Linked DNA regions of Homo sapiens: regions 1 and 3 are each linked to region 2. A link is a loop called in an ENCODE intact Hi-C map of the cell type or tissue named here. Cell type or tissue: dorsolateral prefrontal cortex. All regions are shown on one strand. Each heading gives the region's core, and the rest is flanking DNA. Links, peaks and the distances in the headings are about the cores only. Region 1 holds the start of LINC02811 (long intergenic non-protein coding RNA 2811). Region 2 holds the start of MYCL (MYCL proto-oncogene, bHLH transcription factor). Region 3 overlaps MFSD2A (MFSD2 lysolipid transporter A, lysophospholipid).

What was found. Peaks named below come from ENCODE experiments on the same cell type or tissue, not always from the same donor. Only the 100,000 strongest peaks of a DNase experiment are listed, where the experiment ranks them.
Region 1: a loop joins it to region 2, with 6 times the contacts of the local background. A loop is called at or near these places in 96 of 110 quality-filtered maps.
Region 3: a loop joins it to region 2, with 3.0 times the contacts of the local background. A loop is called at or near these places in 70 of 110 quality-filtered maps.

Annotation. Positions count from the first base shown.
Region 1 is chr1:39,812,005-39,821,752 of GRCh38, forward strand. It overlaps LINC02811 (long intergenic non-protein coding RNA 2811), which reads right to left and starts at 5,456. Exons shown (of 4, transcript NR_186710.1): 1 at 5,245-5,456; 2 at 931-1,002. RefSeq lists enhancers at 4,739-5,734, 5,583-5,752. In dorsolateral prefrontal cortex, for the core only: a CTCF peak has its summit at 5,009 (motif pointing right); DNase peaks (open chromatin) are centred at 5,007 and 5,557.
Region 2 is chr1:39,899,344-39,908,955 of GRCh38, forward strand. MYCL (MYCL proto-oncogene, bHLH transcription factor) reads right to left here and starts at 2,574. Exons shown (of 2, transcript NM_001033081.3): 1 at 1,596-2,574. The coding sequence starts at 2,091. RefSeq lists silencers at 1,828-1,947, 2,358-2,677, 2,938-3,147. In dorsolateral prefrontal cortex, for the core only: a CTCF peak has its summit at 3,055 (motif pointing left); DNase peaks (open chromatin) are centred at 1,764, 2,270, 2,678 and 3,068; H3K4me3 peaks cover 2,666 bases; H3K27ac peaks cover 1,515 bases.
Region 3 is chr1:39,968,459-39,978,206 of GRCh38, forward strand. MFSD2A (MFSD2 lysolipid transporter A, lysophospholipid) reads left to right here. Exons shown (of 14, transcript NM_032793.5): 12 at 1-19; 13 at 111-287; 14 at 1,047-1,498. The coding sequence ends at 1,110. Among named protein-coding and RNA genes, the nearest start is that of MFSD2A, 18 kb to the left of the region's middle. In dorsolateral prefrontal cortex, for the core only: CTCF peaks have their summits at 5,236 (motif pointing left) and 5,449; a DNase peak (open chromatin) is centred at 5,213; H3K4me3 peaks cover 516 bases.

The DNA of each region.
Region 1 (9,748 bases), core at 601-8,600, 87 kb before region 2:
CATAAGGCTTCTTTCCTTCCTTCCTTCCTTCCTTCCTTCTTTCTTTCCTTTCTTCTTTCTTTTTCTTTTTGATAGAGTTTCGCTCTGTTGCCCAGGCTGGAGTGCAGTGGAGAGACCTTGGTTCACTGCAGCCTCCACCTCCCGGGTTCAAACGATTCTCGTGCCTCAGCCTCCTGAGTAGCTGGGACCATAGGCACGTGCCACCACGCCTGGCTAATTTTTATATTTTTAGTAGAGACAGGGTTTCACCATATTGCCCAGGGCGGTCTCAAACTCCTGGACTCAAGTGATCCGACTGGCTCGGCCTCCCAAAGTGCTAGGATTACAGGCATGAGCCACCATGCCCAGCAATTTTTGTTGTTGTTGTTGTTGTTTTTTTTTTTTTGAGATAGGGTCTCACTCCATTGACCAGGATGGAGTGCAGTGGCTCAAACACCGGCTCACTGCAGCATCTCCCTCCTGGGCTCAAGTGATCTTCTTGCCTCAGCCTCTGAAGTAACTGGAACCACATGCATGTCCACCACGGGTGGCTAACTTATTTATATTTATTTATTTATTTTTTTATTTTTTGAGATGGAGTCTCACTCTGTTGCCCAGGCTCGAGTGCAGTGGCGCGATTTCGGCTCACTGCAAGCTCTGCCTCCCATTCTTCCCGTCATTGGTTCTCCCATTCTTCTCCCATTGGTTCACACCATTCTTCTGCCTCAGCCTCCCGAGTAGCTGGGACTACAGGCGCCCGCCACCAAGCCCGGCTAATTTTTTTGTATTTTTAGTAGAGACGGGGTTTCACCATGTTAGCCGGTATGGTCTCGATCTCCTGACCTCGTGTTCCGCCCTCCTCAGCCTCCCAAAGTGCTGGGATTACAGGTGTGAGCCACTGCACCAGCCTCCAAAAGTCTTCTTGTTTAACTGTGGTTTGATGATTTTTACCTGTTTTGGAAAATTCTTGGCCGTGCTCTTCAACTTATCACTTCTGCCTCATTTCTGTCCTCCACTTGTATCCTTGGAATACAAGTATATGTGAGTTAGACCTCGCAGAATCTCTATGTCTCTGTTAGGAAAGGTAGTCTGCCATGGGTGCTGAGTGTTCCTGTCAGTCCTTGCTAAGTGTGCCAAACTTCAAGGCTTATCATCCTGTAACAGTGAGCAGGTCCTGTAACTATTCACATAGGCCACTAAGTAGATCAGGGCACCTGAGCATGACTGCCATGCAACTGCCCATCCCTGGAGTAGGGGGACTCGTGTGTTCACTGCTTGCTGAAAAGATGCCAGGTCAGTTCTTCAGCTGTGCTGCAACCCACTGTCTGTACAGCCACCATATGGACCCGCAACACCACCCCAAGGGACTTGGAGGCATACGTTTGTATGTTGGGGAGAGTGGGCCATGGAATATATATATATGTGTGTGTATATATATATGTGTGTGTGTGTGTGTATATATATATATGTGTGTGTGTATATATATAGTGTGTATATATATATGTGTGTATATATATGTGTGTGTATATATATGTGTGTGTGTGTGTGTGTGTGTGTGTGTGTGTGTATATATATATATATATATATATATTTTTAGATGGAGTCTCGCTCTGTCGCCCAGGCTGGACAGGCTGGAGTGCAGTGTCAGGATCTCGGCTCACCGCAACCTCCACCTCCCGGGTTCAAGCAATTCTCCTGTCTCAGCCTCCCGAGTAGCTGGGACTACAGGCCATTATGCCCAGCTAATTTTTGTATTTTTAGTAGAGACGGGGTTTCACCTTGTTGGTCAGGCTGGTCTCAAACTCCTGACCCCAAGTGGTCCACCTGCCTCGGCCTCCCAAAGTGCTGGGATTACAGGTGTGAGCCACTGCGCCCGGCCCCCACCAATTCTTTTTTTTTTTTTTGAGATGGAGTCTTGCTCTCTTGCCCAGGCTGGGTGCAATGGCTAAATCTTGGTTCACTGCAACCTCTGCCTCCCAGGTTCAAGGGACTTGGAGGCATCCCTGCCTCCTGCCTCAGCCTTCCGAGTAGCTGGGATTACAGGCATGCGCCACCACACCCGGCTAATTTTTTTGTATTTATAGTAGAGACAGGGATTCACCATGTTGGCCAGGCTGGTCTCGAACTCCTGACCTCAAGTGATCTGCCCGCCTTAGCTTCCCACAGTGCTGGGATTACAGGCGTGAGCCACTACACCCTACCGGAATATCTTTTTATTAGGGAAGAGGGTTGCTTTCTGGCTCACCTATAATCTTCTATAATTATTGACAATGACACTGCCTCTTGGATCATGTTTCCCTTGCTTGGTCCCTGGGTGAAGAGGACAGTCCCAGCGAGTGTATACATGGACTCCTGGTTCCCTATAATACTATGAGTTATGCTCCTTATCAACAGGATACCATGCTCTAGAGACAATGATTAGAAGTCTATCCTTTTGGCTGGGCGCCGTGACTCACGCCTGTAATCCCAGCACTTTGAGAGGCCGAGGCAGGCGGATCACGAGGTCAAGAGATCGAGACCATCCAGGCCAACGTGGTGAAACCCCGTCTCTACTAAAAATAAAAAAATTAGCTGAGCATGGTGGTGCGTGCCTGTAGTCCCCGCTACTCAGGAGGCTGAGGCAGAAGAATCCCTTGAACCTGGGAGGCGAAAGTTGCAGTGAGCCGAGATCACGCCACTGCACTCCAGCCTGGCGACAGAGTGAGACTGTCTCAAAAAAAAAAAAAAAAAGTCTCTCCTTTCCTTTAGCTACCACAGCCAATGAGATGGCACAACTCCTAGGTCAGCAGATCAGACTCTTATTTAGAGTGAGACCCGTCTTCAAAAAAACAAACAAAAAACTCAAAAACTAGTGCAGCATGCTCTGATATTCTGCCCAGTCATCAGCCCTGTGTGCATAAGGTTATTCATCACAGGATGGTTTGTGATAGCGTCAGTCTGGAAACAATTCAAATGTCTATTACTAAGGAAGGGACTGGTGAAATTAACTACAGAACATCCTCACCATGGAATACTAGGCAGCTGACAAACGAACAAACTCCACACACACACAAAACAAGAAAGCTCTTTATGGACTGACATAAGCTACAAAATACATTGTTAAATGAAAAAGGCAAGATGCAGAACAGAGTATACTCTCCTTTGAGTAAAAGGGTGGAATAACATTTGATACTTGCTTTATTTATATGAAATAGACACCTAGGAAACTAATAAAATTGACTTATAGTGGATGGATGAGGTGGACAATGGAATAAAGATAGAAGTAGAAGTAGCAGGGAGACTTTGTTTATTTTGAGACAAGGGCTCACTGTTGCCCAGGCTGGAGTGTGGTGACACGATTGTGGCTCTCTACAGTCTTGACCTCCCAGGGTCCAGCGATCCTTCCACCTCAGCCTCCTGAGTAGTTGGGACTACAGGCACATGCCACCACACCTGGCTAATTTTTTGCTCATTTTTTAGAGACAAGGTCTCACTATATTGCCCAGGCTGGTCTTGAACTCATGGACTCAAGTAATCCTCCCGCCTTGGCCTCCGAAATTATTAGGATTACAGGTGTCAGCCACAGTGCCCAGCTGAGACTTCTTAAGGGATATCAATTCTTTGAAGAAATAGTTGATTTCTTGAATGACGCGAATATATTACTTGGCCAAAATATTAAGTAGAAGAAAAAATGTGTTGAGTTAATGAAGGCTCTGTGTAACCCTAAGGAACTTATTTTCCCAATTCCCACCTCAGTTTCCCCAAATAAACTGGAGGACCACTGAGGGCTCCCCCTCTTTGGCTCCCAGACTTTGGGTACAGGCCCTTAGGACTCCAGTCTGTATCTCTGACCCCAGCCCTGACAGAGGTTCAGAAGGGGTCTGCCTCATTTCGTGTGCCTCCCTCCTCCTAAATCACAGTCAGGGCTGTCAGCACTTTAGTCCCTGTCCTGCTCCCTGGAGCCACTGAGCCAGGTGGAGAACACCTGGTCCTGCAGCGGATGGAGAGAGAGAGATCACATGGAGGAGGCTAACTCAGCTCTGTGCTGTGCCTGGAGGTCGCGTCTGTACTCACTGCTCAGAGCACACTACTGCCAGGGTTGGGTCTGCAGTGGGGCCTTGGAGCTCTCTTTATATCTCACCCCTCACCTTCTAAATGGCAGGTTATGATTTCCTAATATGCTGTGACAGAGCTGAACCCTCCATCCCAGCTGCAGGCACCTGCCTCTGTGGAGTGGCTACTCTAGGCTAGGTACTTCAGCATATTCTCTCTTTTCATCCTCCTGCAGTCCAATTTGGCAGATAAGGAAACTGAGGCCTAGGGAGGTTCTGGGCTCCTGCAGAGCTAGGGGAGGAGGAAGGAAGCAAAGACTAATCAGGCATCCCTTAATTGGACTTGCCTGGGAGGCAGGCACTGGGCCTGAGTAGAGGGTGCTGGGAGCTGAGTGTGGTCAGAATACAGGGAACAGAAAGGCTCAGGGTGACCAAGGCTGAATGGGGGTGGGGCAGGGTCCCTGAGGACAGGGCTGAAGCACTTGGACAACTGACTACAGTGGGGCATTTTCAGGTCTGGGCTTGTGGAGTGGACAGCTGAGGTCCCTGAGTGGGGGCACAGGATGGCTGGAGGGGTTGGGGAGAAGGTGGTGAACCTTGGAGGAATCCAGGAGGGAGATGATGTGACGTCATCTAGGGATGCAGGGGGTGCGAGAGGGGCAAGAAGCAGCAGCACTTGGTGACTGATGGGATATAGAGGTTAGGGAGAAGGCGGGGTGAGAGTGATGACTAACATTTATTGGACACTTTGTATGTGCGTGGCTCAGTAGCAAGTGTTTCCCATTTGTCACAGCACTTAATCCTCAAAACATCCTAATAGTGTTGGTTCTATTGTCACCCCCATCTAACAGATGGGGACTGTGACTCAGCGGTGAGAGTCTTAGCAGAGGTCACAAGCCAGTCCTCAAGTCCCTGGGAACCACTTGGTTCCCACCGTCATCTCCCCCGAGATGCTAGGCTGTTTGTGTCCACCAGGGGGCAGAGAGAGGCCGGGAATTTGAACGGGACCCACGTTTTCCTGCGCTTCCCTTAGCCTTGGCTGTGGTCAGAGATCTTGGTGATCAAGGAGTCTGACCCCCTAGTTCTCACTTTACCATAGGGTAAGCTGAGGCCCATGGAGGGACAGTGACCAGCTCAGGTGGTAGAACCAATCAGAGGCGGACGTGGGCCAGAGCCCAAGACTCCAACCCCCCAGCAGCTTAGACCCCAACCCTGGATCAGGTCACCCCAGCACCTGGGGGGTGGCAGCGGCGACGGGGGCCATGGATTCCGGCCCCAGCCTGTGAATTCCACAGACACCGCGGCTCCACACAACCCACACCCCACTGCACACAGAAAGGATACGGCTGACGCTTCGTGAGCGATGCTGGTTGTCACCAAGTCACTGGTGAAACTGGGAGAGCGCCCCTGGTGAGACGGTGTGAGGATTCATGCAAAGCACGTGACAGAGGGAGTTTCAGGAAGTGAAGCTGTCCTGTGTTGCTGCTGTTTTATTAGTAACAGCAAGCTGCCCAGGCCCACACGAGGCAGGTGTGTCTCATGAGTGTTCTACGGGAGAGGAAGTGAGGCTTAGAGGCCCAAGCCAGGAGTGGAGGAGCTGCGGCTACGGGCTACGGTGCCCATGCCCACACCTGCCTCAGGAGCGCCCTCTTCCTTTGGATGATTCTTTTTTATAGACAGGGTCTTGCTCTGTCGCCCAAGCTGGAGTGCGGTGGTGCAATCATGGCTCCCTGCAGACTTGACCTCTTGGGCTCAGCTTCCCAAGTATCTGGACTACAAGCATGCACCACCACACCTGGCTGATTTTTAATTTTTTTGTAGAGATAGGGTCTTGCTATGTTGCCCAGGCTGGTCTTGAACTCCTGGACTCAAGTCCTCCTGCCTTGGCCTCCCAAAGTGCTGGGATTACAGGCGTGAGCCACCATGCCCACCCAGCCTGGATGATTCTTTTAGTCCGTCATTCATCCCATGAGCATTTGTGCCACATGTGCTCTGAGCCTGGTTCTGTGGTGGGCACTGGTGCCACCCTGGGCCCTGAGGTGCATGAGGGGGCGGAACAAATGGAAATTGAGGCAGGCTAGGCCTAGAGCCTGTGGGCTTCCTGGGACTGGGCACTGAGCAGTGAGCTCGGGAGACAGAAGGCTGAGCCCAAGGCTGTGGGCTTGTGCCACCTCTGCCTAACCAGGGTTTGTTTACCTTCCACCCAGAATCACATAATGGAGGTCCGTTCCTCCCCTGCACAGCATCCTGCCCTCAGGATAGCCTCAGGGCTACCCACACAGATGGGAGCTGCCTCATCTGGGGCCACTCCAGGGCCGGGGGTTCTGCTGGGAAGAAGGCTCCTACATCCTTGCCCCGCTGTCTGAAGCTGGTTTGGGCCAGTGAAGAGGAGCCTTCCCTGGCCGAACTCCTTTTGTCAGCCCAGGGAATATCCAGGTCAGGGGGTGGGGTTTGGCCTGGGGATCAGGGGCCCAGGGTCATGTTTGGGATTATCCTAACAGGCATTGCACCTGCATAAGACAGTGCAGGATGGGTCTGCACAAGACCATATAGAGGAGAGGTGAGCGGGGTTGAAGGCCAGTCCACACCCTGCTCCACTTGGCACTGCTGGGGGCTGGAGCAGGGCTGTATCAGCCTAGAGGAAACAGGTTCTTATTTCTGAGTCATCATGAGCACCACATAGGTTGGCAGTGCCCTGATGGCAACAGTCCCTAAAGCGCAGGGGTGGAGCAAGGCTTGATGTTGGCCTGGAGCTCCAGGGCCAGTTGCTATTTGAATGAAAGAGTTGCAGCAAGCTGGTCTTTTCCCCAAACCCATGGCCCTCAGGTGTTGCTCAGGAGAAGGAGGGATGGAATTGGCCATGGGCTACCACCTCAGGAGGCTGGACCTCTCAGAGGAGCTTCTAGTGCTTTGCTTAAGATATGTCCGCCAAGACCCATGCCAACACTCTTGGAGTCTCAGGGGCTCCTGACTTTTCATTCTCCCAGGCCCCAGTCCAGACTGACTCTCCCAAACGCCCATTGTGGATTATGTCCAAATTCCTTTGCAGGGCCATTTCTTGTTCACCACAGACACACCTGTGTCCAGAGTGCACATAAGACAAGCCACTGCTCTGAGGGGGAGCTCCTGGCTGGGGGGATTCCAGGACCTAGATCTGTGAAGCCACCTGCCTCGGACATCATGGAGGAGGATGGCAGTGTTCGGAGGCTCAGGAAGCGCAGCACCGTGCCCGGGTGGCAGTTGGCCTGGAGTCTATGCAATGTGGGGTGAACCAGGACCACTCTCTGGGACGTCCACCCAGGAGAGCCAGGAAGGTGTTCCAGGCTGGGCCCCAAGGCCTCTCTGTAGCCTCCTGAGGCCATGTAAGGACCCAACCTGTCCTGGCCCAGAAGTCAGATTCCTCAGCCAAGGAGTTGCAGGGACAAGGAGAGGTGGCCAGTGTGGTGGGAGGACGCCTTTGTTGGTGGGAGGACGCCTTTGTTGGTGGGAGGACGCCTTTGTTGGTGGGAAGACGCCTTTGTTGGTGGGAGGATGCCTTTGTTGGTGGGAGGACGCCTTTGTTGGTGGGAGGATGCCTTTGTTGTAGGTATTTTCTCAACGGTGGGGCTGGGCTGCCTGCCAGGTGCCAGGGCGCGGCTCTGGCCTCCCGCTGCACAACCCACTTTGCCGCCAAGCCCTGTACCCGGCCCAGCAGCTCCTTCCCGCGCTTCCGCTGCCAGTCCCGGGAAAGTGAGAGGCAGGATGTGTTGGGCGGGCTGAGCAGGCTGGTTCCCAGCCCACCTGGCCTCATGCTTCTGGCAAGGATCCTGAGCCTAGACAGGAGAAGGGACTCACTCAGGGCCCTCTTGGTGCTTGGCATTTAGAACTGCATTCTTCCAATTAAAAAATATGTACAAACTTTTGCTCAATAAAATGTGATAAAACTGCAATGCTGAATATGAGCTCATACACTTATTAGCTGTATGTCCACGAACAAGTTACTACTTATCTTCTCTTTAGCTCCATCTCTTTATTGAAAAGCGAGGACAAAAGAAGAAGAAAATGTAAAAATGGGGATGATAGTTGTCCTACCTCATGGGACTATTACGAGGATTTAATGGGTCGTTACATGTAAAGCTCTCAGAACAGTCTTGCACGTGGTGAGGGCTATGGAAATGTCTGCTGTGATCTTGAGCGTGATGGTGACCATCAGTGGGAACAATGCTAACCAAGAATCAGTGGCACAGAACAGAAATTCACTCAGGCAAGCTCCAGCTGAGAGCTTTTAATCACGTCTTCAGAGATGGCACATGGAACCCGAGGGTAGGGGCAGCCAGACCTCAAGAGGCCTGAGAACCAGGATCTGAAGAATGAGAAGCCCGGAAGCTCCTCTCTGTCTCTGGGCCTCACTGTCTCCTATCCACCCTCTTTCTGCACATCTGCTTCACTCTTATACCTCTGAGCAGCACGACTTCCCCCAGTTCTCTCATGGCCAAACATGGCTGGCTCTCAGGTCTCAGGTCAAGTAACCAGAGGAAGCACACTGGCTTCTCTGAATCCCAACAGCAAGATTGTGGGACAGGGAACCCATTGCCCAATTTGGGTCATGCACCCACAGCCCATGGCTGAGGGGCCGCCAGGGACCAGTCCCGTGGTGCCGAGGGAGAGCCTATAGGCTGGGCAGGCATCCCCAGGGGCATCTACTCCAATGGTGCTCTGGGCAGCAAAGAAACCAGTGTGCTAGTCCTGGTGTCACTGCAGGAGATCCCCAGTGTCGCTGGGCCCTTTTCCTCTTCTGTTCACTCTGTGATTGCTATAGTCCCTTGTCACAGCACTCAGGGTGTCTTAAAATTGTTTATGTGTCTGTTTTCCTCACTAGACTGTGATTTTCATTCATTCTCTCAATACAGTAATCACCAAGTACCAGCCATGTGCTCAGGATACAGAGATGAATCCAACTCAGTGCTTGCTGCCTCCGCAGAGGCTCAGTCTGGCTTGGCATGTGGTCATGTGAAACGGATCGTCTCCATGTCTGGTTTCTCCCAAACTCAGGTGCTAGAGACTTTGTTTCCCACAGCATTGACAGTGTCAAGATCCCACTCTTCATGAAGTTTACAAGACTCCTGAGCTGTTATGAAAAGTGAGCGTCCAGGCCAGGCGCAGTGGCTCATGCCTGTAATCCCAGCACTTTGGGATGCTGAGGCGGGTGAGGTCAGGAGTTCAAGGACCTCACCTGAGGTCAGGAGTTCAAGACCAGCCTGGTCAACATAGAGAAACCCTGTCTCTACTAAAAATACAAAAAATAGCTGGGCATAGTGGCGTGCACCTGTAATCCCAGCTACTTGGATGCTGAGGCAGGAGAATCCTTGAACCTGGGAGGTGGAGATTGCAGTGAGCCAAGATGGTGCCATCACACTCCAGCCTGGTTGACAGAACGAGACTCTGTCTCAAAAAAAGAAAAGGAAAGAAAAAGAAGGGAAGGGGAGGGGAGGGGAGGGGGAAGAAAGAAAAGAGAAGAGAAGAAAGGAAAAGAAAAGAAAAGAAAAGAAAAGAAAAAGTGAGTGTCCACAGGAAATGGTTCTGAAGGGGCCAGGCATGGGCGGGCATCACCTCCGCTGGGTGATTGAAGGGCAACAGTGTGCAGCTGACAAAAGAAAAACTTGGCTGGTGCCTATAATCCCAACGCTTTGGGAGGCCAAGGCAGGCGGATCATCTGAGGCCAGGAGTTTGAGACCAGCCTGGCCAACATGGTGAAATCC
Region 2 (9,612 bases), core at 1-8,000:
TGTTAAGCCTCGTGGCTCAGGAAGATTCTATCTAAGAAAGAAATAATTTAAGACACCATTCTCCCTTTCAGAGAGTAGTGTCTTACTCTATCCAGACAAGGAAATGTCATCAGCAGGACAATCAAGTCCAACCCCATCGTGTGCAAATGGGGAAACTGAGGCCCAGATCAGCGAAGTCCACATATCACCTTTGTAACGTTCTGGATCTCAAACTAAAATGTCCAACTTCCAAAGCAATGCTCTTTCCACTCTACCACTCCACCAGCCGTTGTAGAGATACATCTTTATTGGTTTTTTGATCTCAAGATTCTCTTTCCAGCCATTAAACAAACATAAACTCTTGGTGTAGAAAGCAAGCTGGTTAAAAATGACCTTAACACAGTGGACCAGGAAAAAAAAGACTTTTAATTTTTGTTATCCTATTTTTTCTCTCAAGTGTAGGAAAACTTCCATACCCCATTCCCCAGTTCCCTATCAAATGGTCGTGTAAAAGTTATTCCTAAAAGCTACAGTGAGCTTTCTTGGTCCTAATTTATTTGTCACTAGCCACAGTCTACACTCTACAAAAATACCCTCTCCAGGATTTCTCACGGGTGTGGAGGTCTAAGATGCCAGAATAAGAACAATGTAGTTTAGTGGCACAGGATGCCCCAGTCTGCCCTCAGCGAGGTTGCACTTGCATCAAGGATGGGAGAGGAGGGCCTGGAGTTCTACTGCCTTGACCCCAGCATGTAGCCCACAGATTGCCACAAAGTAGGGGCCAGTGAATATTTGTTGAATGCCAGGGAGCAGCTGACGCTGGAGATCTATTGAGGGGGAGCAAGAAGGACACTTTTCCATCTCAGGACAAACAGCAAGGCAAGGTGTAGTGCTTCTAAGATAAGCTACCACAAAGACCCCAAACATCAAGGAAGAGGTGCCTGGTTGGGATGGAGCATTGGGGAAGAGGGGCTGGCTAGATGGCAGAAAGCTGGAGCTGACTTGTAGTGATTGTCTATCTCTAAGCCTCAGTTTTTCCATCTGTTAATGGGGAGTGTTCATTCTTCCCTCCCTGTCTCAGGGATGCACGAGTGGTAAGTGGTGGTGGGGAGGCACGAGAAGAGGGCATTTATTATTGGCATTTTAAAGTAAAGCCAACTGGAGACCTAGGTTTTTAAAAGGACGAAGGTTTTGGCTTTGCACAAAAGGCTCTCGGCTTCTTCTCCCCCTAGGGGAGTGTGAGTTTCCTAGGGAAAGAGGCAGCAGCAAAAAAACTTCAGGTTTGGAGTGTCTCTTAAGGTACCCCCTTCAATCCCTTACAGTCCAACCCCAGTATTGTCCTCTCTAAGCGCCAACCCTCACCTCAAATCCCTTGTCCCCTGGGGCTCCAATAATCATCAAAGGGAGGCTGGCTCCCACGCCACTTTTCCAAACTGTTTACCAACACACCCACGTGCCAGACAGACACGGTTGGGGACTACACGGGCAGCTTCAGCCAAAGAGAGGCGGAGATGGCCCAAGAGCTTGAGAAGAGCCAATGCCTGACCTCAGGCAGGGGCAGAGCTTTGGCCACCCATGGGGTGGCCCCCTCTTGGATGGCTCGGGGAGGTCCTTACCCGAGTCGCTTGGGCTCTCGGACCCGGAGCAGGCCTGGGTCTTGGGTTCGCCCAGCGGACAGGGGGCGGCGGGCGCCGGGTTGCCGGCTTCGAGGCTGGGAGTGCAGTCCGGGGCGGCGGACGCCTTGGGCGGGTTCCCCCGGGGCGCGCCAGGAGCGAGCCGGTCGCTCACAGCTCTCTCCAGCCGTTCCCGGGCCGAGAAGCCGCTCCACATGCAGTCACGGCGTATGATGGAGGCGTAGTTCCTGCCCCAGCCTTTCGAGTGGCCCCGGGATTCCGCTTCGTCTCCGGTGCACCCTCCGGGCCACGGCTCCGGGGGACCAATCCCGGGGGCCGGGTCCCCTGCGCCGGGACCCAAGCCCCAGGGCGGCGACGTGGGGGGCGATGGCACCAGCTCGAATTTCTTCCAGATGTCCTCGCTGGGCGCCGTGGAGCGGTAGAAATCCTCCCCGCAGTCATAGTCGTAGAAATAGTGCTGGTACGAGTCGTAGTCCATGTCCGCTCCCTGCGGGAGGGAAGGGGGGACGTGCTGACCGGGTGCCGGCCGGGCGAAGGAGGTGTCCCCGGGTCCCTCGGCACAGTCGGCTGCCGGGCTCTCGTTCCTCCCCAACCCCACCAGCTTGCAGCCTGCGCCCAGTCCTCGCGTCCCGGGAAGCCGGGCCCCGGGTCAGAGTGGTAGGGGAAGCCAATCGCAGCGCGCGGACCCGACTGTGGGCAGCGAGTTCAAAGCAAACTTTGCCAGCGCCGCCCGGAGCGCAGCTCCCAGGGCCCGGCGGGGCCGGGCGGGGGCGCGCCGTGCCCAGAAGGCAGCCTGCAGCCAGCCCGCACCGCGGGACCCGCGCCCGTGCCCTGGCCACCCGCAGCCTCACCTCGCTCCAGCCGCCCGCCACCTGGAGCGGACCGGCTCCCCGCCGGCTCGGGGCAGCCCGGCAGCCAGCACACACGCACATGCGCGCCGCCGAGAGCGCGGCCCGCACTCACAAGCGCGCCCCCCCCGCGCGCGCGCCCTCCCTCGCTCGCGCACGGCGGCCCGGACGCTCTCGGGATCGGCGCGGGAGCGCGAGCTGCAGGCGCATTGTTTCCTGACTGCCTTATATCTCGTCGCGCGCCCGGGACCCAGGGACTGGGGGGCGGGCCCTATGGGACAAACCCCGCCCTCTCCCTGCCTACTACGGGCAGTCGACAGGTGGGGCCGGCCCCACCTCCTGGCAGCGCTCGCCCGCTCCGTTCAATCCCCGGTAGCCCCCCAAATAAATTGCACGCTGGGGAGCGCAAACAGGAGGAGGGCTGATGCGGCCCGGCGGCCGCTTGGCGGTGCCAGCCGGCTGAGCTAAACCGTGCTCCTTGCCCACTCCGAGCTGGGGAATTAGGGCTACTCCCCGCCCCACCCTGCGCGCCTACTTTCCCCGGCGCACCCCGCTGGGTTCAGGTGCGCCCGAGCCGCCGCGAGGGGTAGGGGGAGGGAAACGCGCCACCTGGCGGCCCTCAGCCCTGAACTTGGGCTGGTCCCGGCGTCCGTCTGGTCACCCGTCGGCCCGTTTCTTGAGCTCAGTGGCCCAAGCCTGGATGGCATCGAAGCGAAGATTCCGGGATTTAGAGCCCGAAACGTAACCTTCCTGAGCTTCAGTTTCATCTGTAAAATGAAGGGATGGTAATGCTTACCTCACAGGGTTGTTGTGAGGCTTCAGGGAAATAAGAGCATCTAGGGAAGGGGTCTGGTCTAGGTGGAGAGGCAGACGGCGCTGGCTTAGCCCCCGCTTTGGGGAGGCGGTGCAGAAATGAGGAATTTTTCCCAGGGCAAAGCCAGCTGAGACCCGCCATGCTCCCTCTCATCTCACACAAAACACTGTAGGAGCTGTACAGTAGAGAATGAGGATTTGGCATCTGGAAAATACTGCAGGACCAAGTTGTTTCAAGTTTTGCCCTGCATTGCTGGCCAAGATGATAGATAACCCCTTTGTATAATCTTCTTTTTAAATTTTAAATATATTTTGTTAAGAGACAGGGTCTCACTCAGCGTCAAGGCTGGAGTGCAGTGGCTCGATCATGACTCGCTGCAGCCTCGAACTCCTGGGCTCAAATGATCCTCCCTCCTTAGCCTCCGAAAGTGCAGGGATTACAGGCACGGGTCACCGTGCTGGGTCCCCCTTTGTGTCATCTTCTACACAGATGACCTTTGGTGGAAGAGAAAAAATTAAACTATACGGCCAGTCTGAGATTTAGGCCAGAGGAGAGTAACTTGGGACAGCAGCCAATACATCTAGATTCCTCCACCTGGCATCAAGGTCTGGTGTCTGTCTACCCCAGCCTGATTGTCTGCTGTCTCTCTCTTTCCCTCCCACCCCTGTGGTCTAAGAACACCAAACTACTCACTGTTGGCAGACGGAAGTGAGAAGGGCAAGCAATTCAGTGTGGTTGGAGCATGGGACACGGATGTGTGTTGTTATATGGGTTGGGAAGGCAGGGAAAATGACAGCCTTCCGTTTTAGATACGTTGGGTCTGTGCTGCATGTGGGACATCTTGAAGGCAGAAACCTGCTCCTACTTGCTTTGTGATTTCTGCACCTAGAACAGCTTCTGGCAGACATTTGTGAACTAACTGACTTACTGAGGGACTCAGCTAACCAGATTTCACTGAGACAGCTTGTGTGCCCTGCTTTGTGCTAAACGGAAGACACAAATCAGAAGGGTTCCAGGTTTGGTTGCAGCCCCAAGGCACAGGCATTGGATTGTCCTTTAGTGACTTTTCTCTGGTCCACAGATGTCTGAGATGGTTGCTGTACTAGTCTGGGTTATTGGTTACAAATAACAAAAACCAACCTTAGGCAGGGCACAGTGGCTCACGCCTGTAATCCCAGCACTTTGGGAGGCTGAGGCGGGCAGATCACAAGGTCAGGAGATCGAGACCATCCTGGCTAACACGGTGAAACCCCATCTCTACTAAAAATACAAGAAAATTAGCCGGGTGTCGTGGTGGGCACCTGTAGTCCCAGCTACTCAGGAGGCTGAGGCAGGAGAATGGCGTGAACCCGGGAGGCGGAGCTCACAGTGAGCCGAGATTGCGCCATTGCACTCCAGCCTGGGCGACAGAGCGAGACTCTGTCTCAAAACAAAAAAACAAAACAAAACAAACAAACAAAAAACCAACCTTAGACAAATGTAAGCAGAAAATGACTTTATTGGAATAATTGGTGGTATAGACCTCAAGGGAGGCTGGAAATTTATGTTTGGAGAATGGGCCTTCTTTACCTAGACTACAGCCCCCACCCTGCAGCTCTTCCCATGGTTTCATTGTAGATGATATATGGGGGCAACCAGGAGGTGCTGCCCCTCCTCAAGAAGTAGGAAAAAGGAAATTAAGTTGTCTTCTGAGAGTTAACACTGCTTCTTCACTTTGCATACTTTTGTTTGTTTAATGTCTTCCTCGTCAGACTGTAAACTGAATGAGGGCAGACAAATGTCAGCCTTATTCATGGCTGTACCCCAGGGCTTTAGAACAAAGCCTGGCACATCATGGGTGCTGAGTATATGACTGAACACAAAACTCTAATGTTTTAGTTTTTGCGTTTTTTTTTTTTTTCCTTTAAGACAAGTCTCACTCTGTTGCCCAGGCTAGAGTGCAGTGGCGCAATCTCGGCTCACTGTAACCTCCGCCTCCCCGGTTCAAGTGATTCTCCTGCCTCAGCCTCCCGAGTAGCTGGGATTACAGGCACCTGTCACCACGCCTAGCTAATTTTTTTTTTTTAAAGATCATACTGCTTCTGTCCCTTTTTTTTTATTATTATTATACTTTAAGTTCTAGGGTACATGTGCACAATGTGCAGGTTTGTTACATATGTATACATGTGCCATGTTGGTGTACCCATTAACTCGTCATTTACTTTAGGTATTTCTCATAATGCTATCCCTCCCCCCTCCCCCTAATTTTTTGTATTTTTACTAGAGATGGGGTTTCACCATGTTGGCCAGGCTGGTCTTGAACTCCTGACCTCAAGTGATCCACCTGTCTTGGCCTCCGAATTTTTTTGTTGTGTTTTTTTGAGACAGGGTCTCATTCTGTTGCCCAGACTGGAGTGCGGTGGTGCAATCATGGCTCACTGCAGCCTTGACTTCCTGGGCTCCAGGGATCCTGCTACGTCAGCCTCCTGAGTAGCTGGGACCATAGGAGGCATGCACCACCACACTTGGCTAATTTTTTGTAGAGATGGGGTCTCCCTATGCTGCCCAGGCTGGTCTCAAACTCCTGGGCCCAAGTGATCCTCTCACCTTGGCCTCTCAAAGTGCGGGGATTACATATGTGAGCCACCACATCTCACCTCTAATGCTTTAAAGTAGAGATATGCCAATTGTATTAGTTTGTTTTGACACTGCTGTAAAGAAACACCTGAGATTGAGTAATTTATAAACAAAAGAGGTTTAATTGACTCATAGTTCCGCATGGCTTGGGAGGCCTCAGGAAACTTACAATTATGGCAGAAGGGGAAGGAGAAGCAAGCATCTTCTTCACAAAGCAGCAGGAAAGGGTGTGAGTGCAGGAAAAACTGCCATTTATAAAACCATCGAGTCTCGTGAGAATTCACTCACTATCACAAGAACAGTATGGGGGAAACTGCCCCCATGATCCATCACCTCCTACCAGGTTTCTCTCTGGACACATGGGGATTACAATTCGAGATGAGATTTGGTTGCAGACGCAGAGCCAAACTATACCTTATAGAGACAGAAGAACTCTCAGGCCCAGTCTAGACTACAACCTGGTTAAAAGTATTAATGCAGCTAAAGAAAGAGGGTGCCAGTTAGGAGGGTCTGGGCAGCCAAGGAAGCCAGAGATCAGGGAGAGTTGCCAAGACAATCACCAGCAGTGTCCCTTCTCTGGGGACAAAGATGCTGGTCCAGGAAAAAGGGAGATGGAAGTACCATTCTTTGGAGCCACTCAATTCACCCCCTACCTCACTCATGCTCTGGATCACCAAGCAACCCTCTAAAAACCATTCTGTTTCCTATGTAGATCAGTCCACAGGGAGAGAATGCACTCATCATTGAACAGGAAGATCCAGTCTGCTTCAAAGCCCTGCTTCCTCTTATAAATTAATGAATTGGCATCTGATTTGCAATATCAGTCTCATGAACCTGGTTAATGTGTGTCTGTTCTGTAGAGATGCTGCTGCTTTTAGGGCTAACAACTCTGGTTTCTAAGCTGGACCCAGGATGCTGATGAATTTACCAAGGTAACAAATGCTACCCCAGGGACCTTCCATTTTTCTGCAATATTTTATTTCCTTTATTTTTTCTAAAATATGTTTTTAATCAAAATACATGTAATAATTTTTTAAAAAATCAATTAGGCATATGGCAAAGTTAAAAAAAAAAGGCCATCTTCTGTCTTGCCATCAACTGATTCCCACTCCCCAAAGGCAGCTATTGTTTTAGCTTTTTGTTTTTTGTTTTTGTTTTTGTTTTTTGAAACAAAGTCTCACTCTGTCGCCCCGGATGGAATGCAGTGATGTGATCTCAGCTCACATCACTGAGTGTGTGTGTGTGGTGTGTGCCACCATGCCCGGCTAATTTTTATATTTTTAGTAGAGACAGGGTTTCACCATGTTGGTCAGGCAGGTCTCAAACTCCTGACCTTGCGATCTGGCTGCCTCAGCCACCATGCCAGGACTGTCCCTCATATTTCTTTCCATATTTTGACCAATACAGAGATCTACTTTTTCCTGATTTTTAAATTTCTTTCTTTTTCTTTATTTTTTTGAGATGGAGTCTTGCTCTGTTGCCCAGGCTAGAGTGCAATGGCATGATCTCTGCTTACTGCAACCTCTACCTCCTGAGTTCAAGCAATTCTTCTGCCTCAGCCTCCTGAGTAGCTGAGACTACAGGTGTGCGCCACCATGCCTGGCTAATTTTTGTATTTTTAGTAGAGATGGGGTTTCACTATGTTGGCCAGGCTGGTCTCAAACTCCTGACTTCAGGTGATCCACCCACCTCAGCCTCCCAAAGTTCTGGGATTACAGGCGTGAGCCACCATGCCCGGCCCTTTTTCTTTTTCTTTTCTTTTTCTTTTTTTAAATTGCCCTTGCAGAGCAAGCCTAACTCATACTCATAGGTAGAGCTTCCAGAGCCAGCCTAAATTTCCTTTACTTTCTTTTTTTTTCTTTTTTCAAGACAAGGTCTCACTCTGTTGCCCAGGCTTGAGTGCAGTGGCACCATTTTGGCTCACTGTAGTCTCAGCCTCCTGGGCTCAAGCGATCCTCTTACCTCAGCCTCCCTAGTAGCTAGGACTGCAGGTGCACACCACCACACCTGGCTAATTAAAAATTTTTTTTTCTTTTCTTTTCTTTTTTTTTTTGTAGATACAGGGTCTGACTATGTTGCCCAGGCTGGTCTTGAACTCCTGGGCTCAGTGATCCTCCTGCCTGGGCCTCCCCAAATGCTGGCCTAAGCCACTGTACCCAGTTTATAATTCCTTTCTTATACAATATTTTTTTTCAGTGTTAAATTGCCTCAGTTTTTCTTTTGCTTAGATTTCTACATATCTATTATGAATTTAACCCTACACATTCCCACTAGAGCTACAAAGATTACTCCATATGGTCAAACACACTAGGTAATCAGTCTATCAGTTACATTTTTTTTCTAGGAATCATCTTGGTTGGAGTCCTTTGTCTTCCTGTTCTAGTCTGAACTTATTGATCTCTTGGCCTGCTTCACAATTGTCATCCTGTGACTTCCCTTTACCATCATCTTGGAAATTCCCTCTGCTTCTCTCCTGTGTCGCATCCCCTGTTTTCTGGAGCTTGTTTCTTCCTCTTTCTCGTTTTACTTCCTCACTTTGGTGGAGCATATCCTCCAGCAGCTGCTTTGAGAAAAGGTACTTGGGAAGTAAAAGTTTTGAGACTTTGTGTTTCTGAAATTTTCTTTGGTATACCCTTTGGTTGATGGTTTGGCTGGCTAGAGAATATTAGATTAGAAAATAATTTCCCCTGAGAATTCTAAAAGTACTTTTTTTCTGTTTCTTAGCAGCCAGTATTGCTATTGAGAAGACTGATGTCATTTTATCTACAAACCTTTGTATGTGACCTGTTTCTCTGGTAGCTTTTAGGATATATTCTTTGTCCCTGGCATTTTAAATGTTTTCAATGATGTGCCTTGGTGTGGGTCTGTTGGAATAAAGAATTTATTGGCCTTTCTCCCCAGTTCCTTGGAGGTAACCTCTAAATCCTTGGAATTTCCCAGGTAATAGGTGTGTCTGTTATTTATGGCAGGCACTGATAGCTTATGCTAATAAGGTGGCCCATGGGGGACCCCTAGATAGTTTAAGATGACTCATGATAGGGGCTGTCCATGCCAGAAAGACAAACCATGTGATTAGAGTGCTGGGCTTTTGAGCCACTTGATAATCAATCTGACCTCTGGGCAGGGGAAGAGGGCTGGAGATTTAGTTAAATAATCTGGACAATGATTCAGTTAATCGTGCCTACATAATGAACCCTCAATAAAAACTCTGGACACTGAAGCTCTGGTGAGCTTTTCTGGTTAATAATAGTCTGTGTGTATTGTTACACATCAATGTGCCAGAGGATGATGCATCCTGACTTCACGGGAAAAGGACACTGGAAGCTTTAAGTTTGGGATCCTCCAAGACCTTGCCTTTTGTGTCTCTTCTTTTGCCTGGTCCTGATTTGTATTGCCTTTGCTATAATAAAACTGTAACTATAAGTTTAGTGCTTTCCTGAGTTTGGTGTTCTGTGGAATTATTGAACCTAAGTAGGTAGTGGGAACCCCCAGATTTGTAGTCATTTGGTCAGAAGTGTGGGTGGCCTGGGAAACCCTGAGCTTCTATTAATAGCTGGTTTCTGAAGTGAAGGCAGTCTTGTGGAGACTGTGCCATTAACTTGTGAAGTTTGGCCTAACTCTAGATAGTGTCAGAATTGCATTGCAGCATCTTTTTGAATTCTTTGCGCTAAGCCTTTTTATTTATTTATTTATTTATTTTATTTTTATTTTTTTTAGATGG
Region 3 (9,748 bases), core at 700-8,699, 70 kb after region 2:
TTTCTACCCTCAGTCTGGAGTGAGTGGGGTGGGGACCTGGGGCAGGACTGGGCAGGGCCAGGCCCCAGGTGCCCCATCTTCACCGTTCTCCTACCCCCTGGGTCCCATAGCTTTGCAGGGTACCAGACCCGTGGCTGCTCGCAGCCGGAACGTGTCAAGTTTACACTGAACATGCTCGTGACCATGGCTCCCATAGTTCTCATCCTGCTGGGCCTGCTGCTCTTCAAAATGTACCCCATTGATGAGGAGAGGCGGCGGCAGAATAAGAAGGCCCTGCAGGCACTGAGGTGAGTGGGGAGGGGACAGGATGCTGGAGGAGGGGACGTCACTGTGTCTAAACCCTCAATTTGTGTCTCCTGTGGCCAAGTCCAGACTCACCCCCCACACATCTTCTCTGGACAGCTGTAACACTTAAGTACGCACCAGGCACTGTGTTAAGTGGTCTTACCTTTATTCAACAAATACATACTGGCTGCCTACTATGTGCTAGGCATTGACTGCTCTAGTGAACAAGACAAAAATCTCTGTCCTTAAGGAGCCTGTTATAGGACGTGTGTATCCATCACCTCCCATACCCCTCCAACAACCCTAAGTATCAGGTTCTTAGGGTTCCCCCTCTGCAGGTGAAGAAGTTGAGGTTTCAGCAGGAAGAGTACCTGGCCCAGCTGAAAGGGGCGGAGCTGGGGTTTGAGCCTCAGCATTCCGGCTCCAGAGACTGCACTCTTCATCAGCCTCCTGGCATATAGGACCTCGAGTGTGGCCTGACCCTGCATCTGGGGAAACCAGTGGGCAGGCTGGAGTGAGTCATGCCAGCCCGTCAGCCAGCCCAGGCGAGAGTGTAGATCTAGGGTTTGCAGTACCCTGTGTGCAGCAAGGACAGTAAACAGACCAACCAACAGTTGAAAGTGGGAGTGAGCAAACTCTGTGTCCCGCGGTTCACTTTAGTCCGACAGCAGGGCCAAGATCACGTGAGGAAGGAGGCAGGTGGGGCTGAGGAGGGGTAAGGATGGATGCTTCCTCCAACCCATCTCCTCTCTCTCTTGCAGGGACGAGGCCAGCAGCTCTGGCTGCTCAGAAACAGACTCCACAGAGCTGGCTAGCATCCTCTAGGGCCCGCCACGTTGCCCGAAGCCACCATGCAGAAGGCCACAGAAGGGATCAGGACCTGTCTGCCGGCTTGCTGAGCAGCTGGACTGCAGGTGCTAGGAAGGGAACTGAAGACTCAAGGAGGTGGCCCAGGACACTTGCTGTGCTCACTGTGGGGCCGGCTGCTCTGTGGCCTCCTGCCTCCCCTCTGCCTGCCTGTGGGGCCAAGCCCTGGGGCTGCCACTGTGAATATGCCAAGGACTGATCGGGCCTAGCCCGGAACACTAATGTAGAAACCTTTTTTTTTACAGAGCCTAATTAATAACTTAATGACTGTGTACATAGCAATGTGTGTGTATGTATATGTCTGTGAGCTATTAATGTTATTAATTTTCATAAAAGCTGGAAAGCAGCTGCCTGTTTCTGTCTGTGTCCTCAGCCACTCACTGAGCCCTTCTGCCTTAAGACTCCGTTAGAGAACACACTGAGCCCCAGGTGCTACTGGGTGGGGGCGAACATGTCTGGAGTTGTGGCTGGAGTGCAGTGGCGCAATCTCGGCTCAGGCAATCCTTCCTTCTGCTTCACCCTCTCGAGTAGCTGGGACTACAGGCATGCACCACCACGCCTGGCTGATTTTTAAATTTTTTTGTAGAGATGGAGGTTTCACTATGTTGCCCAGGCCAATCCTTCTCACTGGACTCAAGCAATCCTCCTGCATTAGCCTCCCAAAGTAGTGGGATTACAGGTGTGAACCACTACACCTGGCCTCTTGCTAAGTCAAGACTGTTCTTATTTGAAAGATAAGAACACCCTAGTGTAGAGAGGGATTTAGCTAAAGTCACGCAGCCTTTAGTGACCTAACTGGAATTTTATCCCAACTCTGTAAGACTCCAATACCGTAATCGCCACTGTCTACTTCCTTGTGTCTGAGAATGACCAGGGGACCGGCAGACAGATGCTTGCTCTGGGTGTGCCTGTACACTGTGCTTCCTGCCTGGTGCATGCCTGAGCCTGCAGGGCTGGTGGGGCTGGAGGCCTGTGGGGTCCCTGGAGACTGGTGGTTCTTTCTCCACAACTGTTACTGATGGTATTGAAAGGTGAGAATGTACCTGCTGGATGTGTGTATCAGATGAGGGAGGATTTTACCACAGACGCACTGGTGACAAAAAAAAACCAAACACCTCCGGTAGGGAACAGGGTGGTGGGGAAGGCCTAGTTGGGAGCACTTGGCTAACTTCCATGGTATGAATAACTCCCACCATAGCCAATTTCAAGTTATCCATGGTTGTTCATTTGAACATTTCCTAAACATTTAGTAGTTGGCTTTTACAAGCTGGTAGGAGCTTGCCTAACACACCACTGGGTCTCACACTTAGGCCAAGCCCCCAAAATCACAAGAAGGCAAAGCTGGCAGGATCAGGAGCTACTAGTCAAATCTCCTGATTTTATAAATAGATAAATGAGGCCCAGACAAGAGAGGCTCTTAGGCTATTCTGGCTTGGTTCTTACCTTGAGTGTGGGGCTCCGTTTTGGGTGGGAGGGAGGTCCACCATTTTTACTGATGAAGTTCTGCCAGGTTACTTTGATAAATTACATTAAGCGTTACTAACAGGCATGGTTACATGTGTGTAATAAGTATGAATTCAGTTAGTCTTCAGATAGTTGTCAGAACTTCCCTATGAGGAAGGTATTATTGTCATCCTCACGTTAAGAGATAAGGAAACTGACGCAGGGAAAAGTTAAGTAACCTGCTCAAGGTCATTGGACAGTCACTGGAAGAGCTGATACTTGAATCGAGGTTGGCTATAGTGCCTGGGCTCTTAACCACTACTTAAGGCTGTTAGGTGAACCAATGGTTTTGTCAACACCAAGGCAAGTCACACACTGTCTTTGTATCAGCCATCTCATGTCAGGCTGTCTGGGCAAGGCAGGAGCCTAGAGTCTGTTATGGCCTCTGGAGCTGGCCTGCTCAGAGACTCTGAGATAATGTTTATAGAAGCCCACTTATACCTCCTCTCTCCCTCCACTCTAACCAGTAACCACCAAGTCCTGTCTTTAAAAAAAAAAAAAAATTAAAGTTTTCAGCTGGGCGCAGTGGCTCACGCCTGTAATCCCAGCACTTTGGGAGGCCGAGGCGGGCAGATCACCTGAGGTCAGGAGTTCGAGACCAGCCTGGCCAACATGGTGAAACCCCGTCTCTACTAAAAATACAAAAATTAGCCAGGTGTGGTGGTGCATGCCTGTAATCTCAGCTACTCAGGAGGCGGAGGCAGGAGAATCGCTTGAACCCAGGAGGCAGCAGTTGCAGTGAGCTGAGATCGCGCCATTGCACTCCAGCCTGGGGGACAGAGAGAACCAGTCTCAAAACAGAAACAAACCAAAAACCAACAAACAAAAACAAAACTAGCCAGGCGTGGTAGCACATGCCTGTAATCCCAGCTACTTGGGAGGCTGAGGGCAGGAGAATGGCTTGAACCTGGGAGGCGGAGGTTGCAAAGAGCTGAGACCATGCCATTGCACTCCAGCCTGGGCAACAGAGCAAGACTCTGCCTGAAAAAAAAAAAAAAAAAAAATTAAAGTTTTCCAAACCACTCAAGCTTGTTTCTTTCTTAGCCCCACAATTACTTCTCAGGCATTATGCTCTCTTACCTGGGTGAATAGACAAGCATCCTGTCTTGTCTCCTTGACTTTAATTTGATCTCCTCACCTTCTTTCTGCAAACTATCCAAGATAACTCAGTAGCTCTCCTGTTTAGAAACATTTCTGTAAACTGGGTGTAGTGGCTCTGCCTGTAATCCCAGCTACTGGGGAGGCTGAGGTGTGAGGATTACGAGGCCAGGAGTTCAAGACCAGCCTGGGCAACATAATAAGACCCCGATTCTATAAAACAAAAAACAATTAGCCAGGTGTGGTGGCTTGCACCTTGTAGTTCCAGCTACCCAGGCAGCTGAAGCAGGAGGGTCTCTTGAGCCCAGGAATCTGAGGCTGCAGTGACCTATGATTGTGCCACTGCACTCCAGCCTGGGGAACAGAGGGACACCCTGTCTCAAACAAAACAAAAAGTTTCCTAGAAATCCTTCTGTGAGTTCCTGTCTGAGTACCCTACTGACCTCCCCAGGCCCAGATCTAGATGCAGCTCTTTTTGCAGGCCACCTGCGTGACCCTGGTCTTGCAGCTCCTGCTGCAGCTCTACCTGGCAGACACCCATCCAATGTGTCTTGACTCCAGCAAGCCCCTCTGAAGCAGTCCCTACCCCTCTGCCTTTGGGACATCTCAGAGGGATCGTCTCTTTCATCGTGGTCTCCCACACTGAGCCGAGGGCCAGGCATGGTGGGGTGCGGCAGGCACGTGGAGCTGAGTGAATGGGAGCTGTGACCAGAGCAGGCTTTGGCTGGGCATCAGACCCAACTCCCACTGACCCACTGTGACACCTCTCTCCAGGTCACAATTTCCCCAAACTTCCTATGGGGATTTAGACTTTTCATTTTTTCTTTCTTTTTCTTTTTTTTTTTTTTTTTGAGACGGAGTCTCGCTCTGTGGCCCAGGCTGGAGTGCAGTGGCGCCATCTCGGCTCACTGCAAGCTCCGCCTCCCGGGTTCACGCCATTCTCCTGCCTCCGCCTCCGGAGTAGCTGGGACTACAGGCGCCCGCCACGCGCCCGGCTAATTTATTGTATTTTTAGTAGAGACGGGGTTTCACCGTGTTAGCCAGGATGGTCTCGATCTCCTGACCTCGTGATCCGCCCGCCTCGGCCTCCCAAAGTGCTGGGATTACAGGCGTGAGCCACCGCGCCCGGCCAGGGGATTTACACTTGAACACCCTTGCTTCTCTCCAGTTTCACACTCACAGAAAATTGCTCTCCTCTTCCAAGATCCCCTGTTGAATTCTTGGGGACTTCTTTCGGGGTGGGACGGGTGAAGAGGGGAAGCAATGTCTGTTGGGTCATTGGCTACTCTAGGTCCCTTCTGGACAGATCATACCTACTTATTCTTGGGAGAAGAGCCATATTGACTTCCTCTATGCTTGGATCCAGCATTACTACAACAAACCCTGTCTCTCCCTCTTCACTCGGCCCTGCTGCCCTGTCTTGCCAACCTCACAGCCCATCCACACCTCTGGTAAGGACCAGGTGCAGCTTTGGCGCCACCTGCTGGAAGAAAGGAGCAGCACCTCCACGTTTCAAAGAGGAAATTCCAGATCTGACATTGTTTTGGAATATCGATTCCATTGATCCGAACAGATATTTACAATGAGTCTACTATATGCCACACACCAACTAGGCTCTGAGGACAAAGTGGTGAACAAAATAGAGCTTACATTCTCAGTGGAGATCAATGACAAATAAATAATTTCAGATCGTAATAAGCATCATGAAAGAAGCGAGGTGATGTGATGGAGGAAACTGGTACGGAACTACTTTAAGTCAAGTGCTCAGGAAAGAATGTCCTGAGAAAGTAACATTTGGCTGGACACAGTGGCTCATGCCTGTAATCCTAGCACTTTGGGAGGCTGAGGTGGAAGGATCACTTGAGCTCAGGAGTTCGAGACCAGCCTAGGCAATAGAGTGAGACCTCATCTCTACTAAAGATAAAAAATTAAAAAAATTTAAAAAAAGAAAGAAAAAGAAAGTGATCCTCATGAAGGATGAGAATTAGCTAAATGTGAAGAGAGCTTAGAGGGAAAGCATTGCAAGTAGAGGAGACAACGCAGACCCCAAGGCCCCAAAGAGCTTGGAATATCGGAAGGACAGAAAGGAGACCAGTGTGGCCAGAGTGTAGTGAATGAGGCCAGGCACAATTGCTCAAGCCTGTAATCCCAGCACTTTGGGAGGCCGAGGCAGGTGGATTACCTGAGGTCAGGAGTTCGAGACCAGCCTGACCAACATGGTGAAACTCCATCCTACAAAAAATACAAAATTAGCCAGGCGTGGTGGTGCATGCTTGTAATCCCAGCTACTTGGGCAGGAGAATTGCTTGAACCTGGGAGGCGGAGGTTGCGGCGAGCCGAGATCGTGCCATTGCACCCCAGCCTGGGCAACAAGAGTGAAATTCTGTTTCAAAGAAAAAAAGAGAGTATCTCAGGGAGAAGGAACAGCATGTGCTAAAGCCCAGAGGCCAGGGAGATCATGGTGGAGTCAAGGAACAGAAAGGCCAGTGTGCCTGGAGCACAAAGATTGAGGGAATGGGATGCAAGATGAGGCTGAGGATGAAGGCAGAGGCAGATGGTCCACAACATGGCTTCGTGGGTTGTGTTAAGCATTTTGGTCCTTATCCTAAGAGCAGAGGGAGGCCATTGAAGAATTTTAAGCAGGGAAGCCATATGATAGATGAAGAGTTTGGAAAGACCTATCAGCTGCTCTGAGGAGAAAGAATTGAAGAAGGTGAGAAGGGAAGCTGGAAGACGAATGAAGAGGCTTCTCATGTAATGTTCCAAGGATGAGTGGTATTGATGAGTACAAGACGAGTGGAGGCAGTGGAGATAGAAAAGGACTGATTTGGCAGCTGGTAGGACTGGATATAATTGAGATGGAGAGGGAGAGGGGGAGAGAGTATGAAAGTGATGTCTATATTTCTTTTTCTTTTCTTCTTTTCTTTTCTTTTCTGAGCTGGAGTCTCACTCTGTCGCCAGGCTGGAGTGCAGTGGCACAATCTTGGCCCACTGCAACCTCCGCCTCCTGGGTTCAAGTGATTCTCCTGCCTCAGCCTCCCAAGTAGCTGGGATTACAAGCGAGTGCCACTACGCTCAGCTAATTTTTGTATTTTTAGTAGAGACGAGGTTTCACCATCTTGGCCAAGATGGTCTTGATCTCTTGACCTTGTAATCCACCCGCCTTGGCCTCCCAAAGTGCTGGGATTACAGGCATGAACCACTGCACCTGGCCTATATTTCTTTTTTGTTTGTTCGTTTTTAAGAGAACATCTCACTGTCGCCCAGGCAGGAGTGCAGTGGCACGATCATGGCTCACTGCAGCCTCCACCTCCCAAGCTTCAGCGATCCTCCTGTCTCATTTTTTGATTTTTTGTAGAGATAAGGTCTTGCTATGTGGCGAAGCCTGGTCTCGAACTCCTGGGCTCAAGCGATCCTTCCTCCTCAGCCTCCCAAAATGTTGGGATTACAGGTGTGAGCCATGGAGCCCGGCAATGCCTAGATTTCTATCTTGGGAAACAATGAGTAGGACTTCTAAACACAGCAAACATGAGCAAGTTTGGAGGCCAAAAAAATTCATTTGCCACTTGTTTGCAACATTTTCATATAAATAGGGAAGAAATCACACTTAGGAATTCCACTGTCAGGGACAAGCCTACAAACTATCACCACTACTACTATACAACATTTCTTTTTTTTTTTTTTGAGATGGAGTTTCGCTCTTGTTGCCCAGGCTGGAGGGCAGTGGCGAGCGATCTCTGCTCACTGCAACCTACACCTCCTGGGTTCAAACGAGTCTCCTGCCTCAGCCTCCCAAGTAGCTGGGATTATAGGCATGCGCCACCATGCCTGGCTAATTTTGTAGTTTTAATAGAGACGGGGTTTCTCCATGTTGGTCAGGCTGGTCTTGAACTCCTGACCTCAGGTGATCTGCTCACCTTGGCCTCCCAAAGTGCTGGGATTACAAGTATGAGCCACCACGCCCAGCCACTATACATTTCATTGGCCAATATAAACAAGCAATATAAATTGCATTAGATAATGTAATTAGACAAGAAAAAGAAATAAAAATTGGAAAGATATATGTAAAATGTTTAATTTTATTTTATTTATTTTTGTTTTTATACATTTTTTAAAAATAGGGTTTCACCATGTTGCCCAGGTTGGCCTTGAACTCCTGGACTCAAGGGATCCACCTGCCTTTAGCCTCCCCAAATGGGATTACAAGAGTAAGCCACTGCACCCGGCCTGGTAAAATTATCTTTATTTGTCAATGACATGTTTGTATTCCAAGAGAACCCAAGTGAATCAACTGAAAAACTACTATAAACGATGAGAAGTCTCAGTAAGGAAAAAGGGTATAAAATTATTACACAAAAATCAATCCCCTTCATATATACAAACTGCATTAAGCTAAATTGCATTGTTCAATGTAATAACCACACCACATTGCCTATTTAATTTTAAATTTAAAACGAATTGTTGGGAATAATGTTCAAAATCCTAAGGAAATTGAACACTCAAACACAGGATTCTTAGCAAAGCAATTTTACTTCTGCGCAGAGGGGTGCTTCTCCTTGGCCAGTCGCCATGAGAGCACACCTGAACAATGGAGCACAAGAGCCTTTATTCCTGACGCAAGTCCTGCCCCTGTACCCTTTTCCCATTGGCTGGGATCGGGTCGTACACTCTAAACTAATCCTGGTTGGCTAAACATTTGAACTTTTTTTACATAAGGTGGGCATGTAAGGGAGAGAGGGGAAAGGGAGAGGGGTATCTGCAATAAGCGAGAGAGCTAGTCTTCTTTCCAAATAAGGAAAGGAATGTGAGCTGGTACTGATAACGCCTGGTACTGTGGCGTGTCTGGGCATGTAACAAAAGCAGAAAGGAAGAAAAAAAAAGAAAAAGAAAAAAGGGGTGGGTAGGGGGGTACTATAAATTAAAGAATAAAGGATTGATCAGGCTATTTGAAGAGAAACCTCATCATATCCCACATAATTGAAATCAAATAAATTTAAAAATCAATTCCTCAATCACGCTAATCACATTTTAAGGTCTCATTACCACATGTGACTGTTGGTTACTGTATTATAGAATATGCTGTATCAGAACATTTCAATCATTGCAGAAAGTTCTATTGTTCAGTGTTGACTTAGAAGATACAGTGAAAGAGGTGACCTCATTTATGAGAACAACAAAATGCTTCTGAATAAGAATGAAATAATTCTTTGTCAAACCACATAACTTAGTTTTTGGTCATGGGCCACCTGCATGGACCTCCCTGTATTTCAGGACATAGCTAAAGTATTATCTCTTTGGGAGTCTTTCTTGATGCTTCCAACCTGAGTCAAAGATTCCTCCAGGATCTCCTAGAGCAGAACACAGTTAACCTTCATTATTCACAGATTCCATATTTATGAATTTGTCTACTTGCTAACATTTATTTGTGACCCCCATATTTTTTTCATTGCTAGTGTATAGAAATACAATTAATTTTTTTATTATGAACTTTTTTTTTTTTTTTTTTGAGATGGAGTCTTGCTCTGTCACCCAGGCTGGAGTGCAGTGGCGTGATCTCAGCTCACTGCAGCCTCCACCTGCCGGGTTCAAGCGATTCTTCTGCCTCAGTCTCCCGAGTAGCTGGGATTACAGGCACCTGCCACCATGCCTGGATAATTTTTGTGTTTTTAGTAGAGACGGGGTTTCACTGTATTGGCCAGGCTGGTCTTGAACTCCTGACCTCAAGTTATCCACCCACCTCAGCCTCCCAAAGTGCTGGGACTATAGGCATGAGCCACCATGCCTGGCCTGAACTTTTATTTTAATTTATTTTATTTTATTTTATTTATTTCAGTAGGTTTTTGGGGAACAGATGGTGTTTGATTGCATGAATAATTTCTTTAGTGGTGATTTCTGAGATTTTTGTGCACCCATCATCCAAGCAGTGTACACAGTATCCAATGTGTAGCTTTTATCCCTCACTCCTCTCCCACCCTTTCCCATGAGTCTCCAAAGT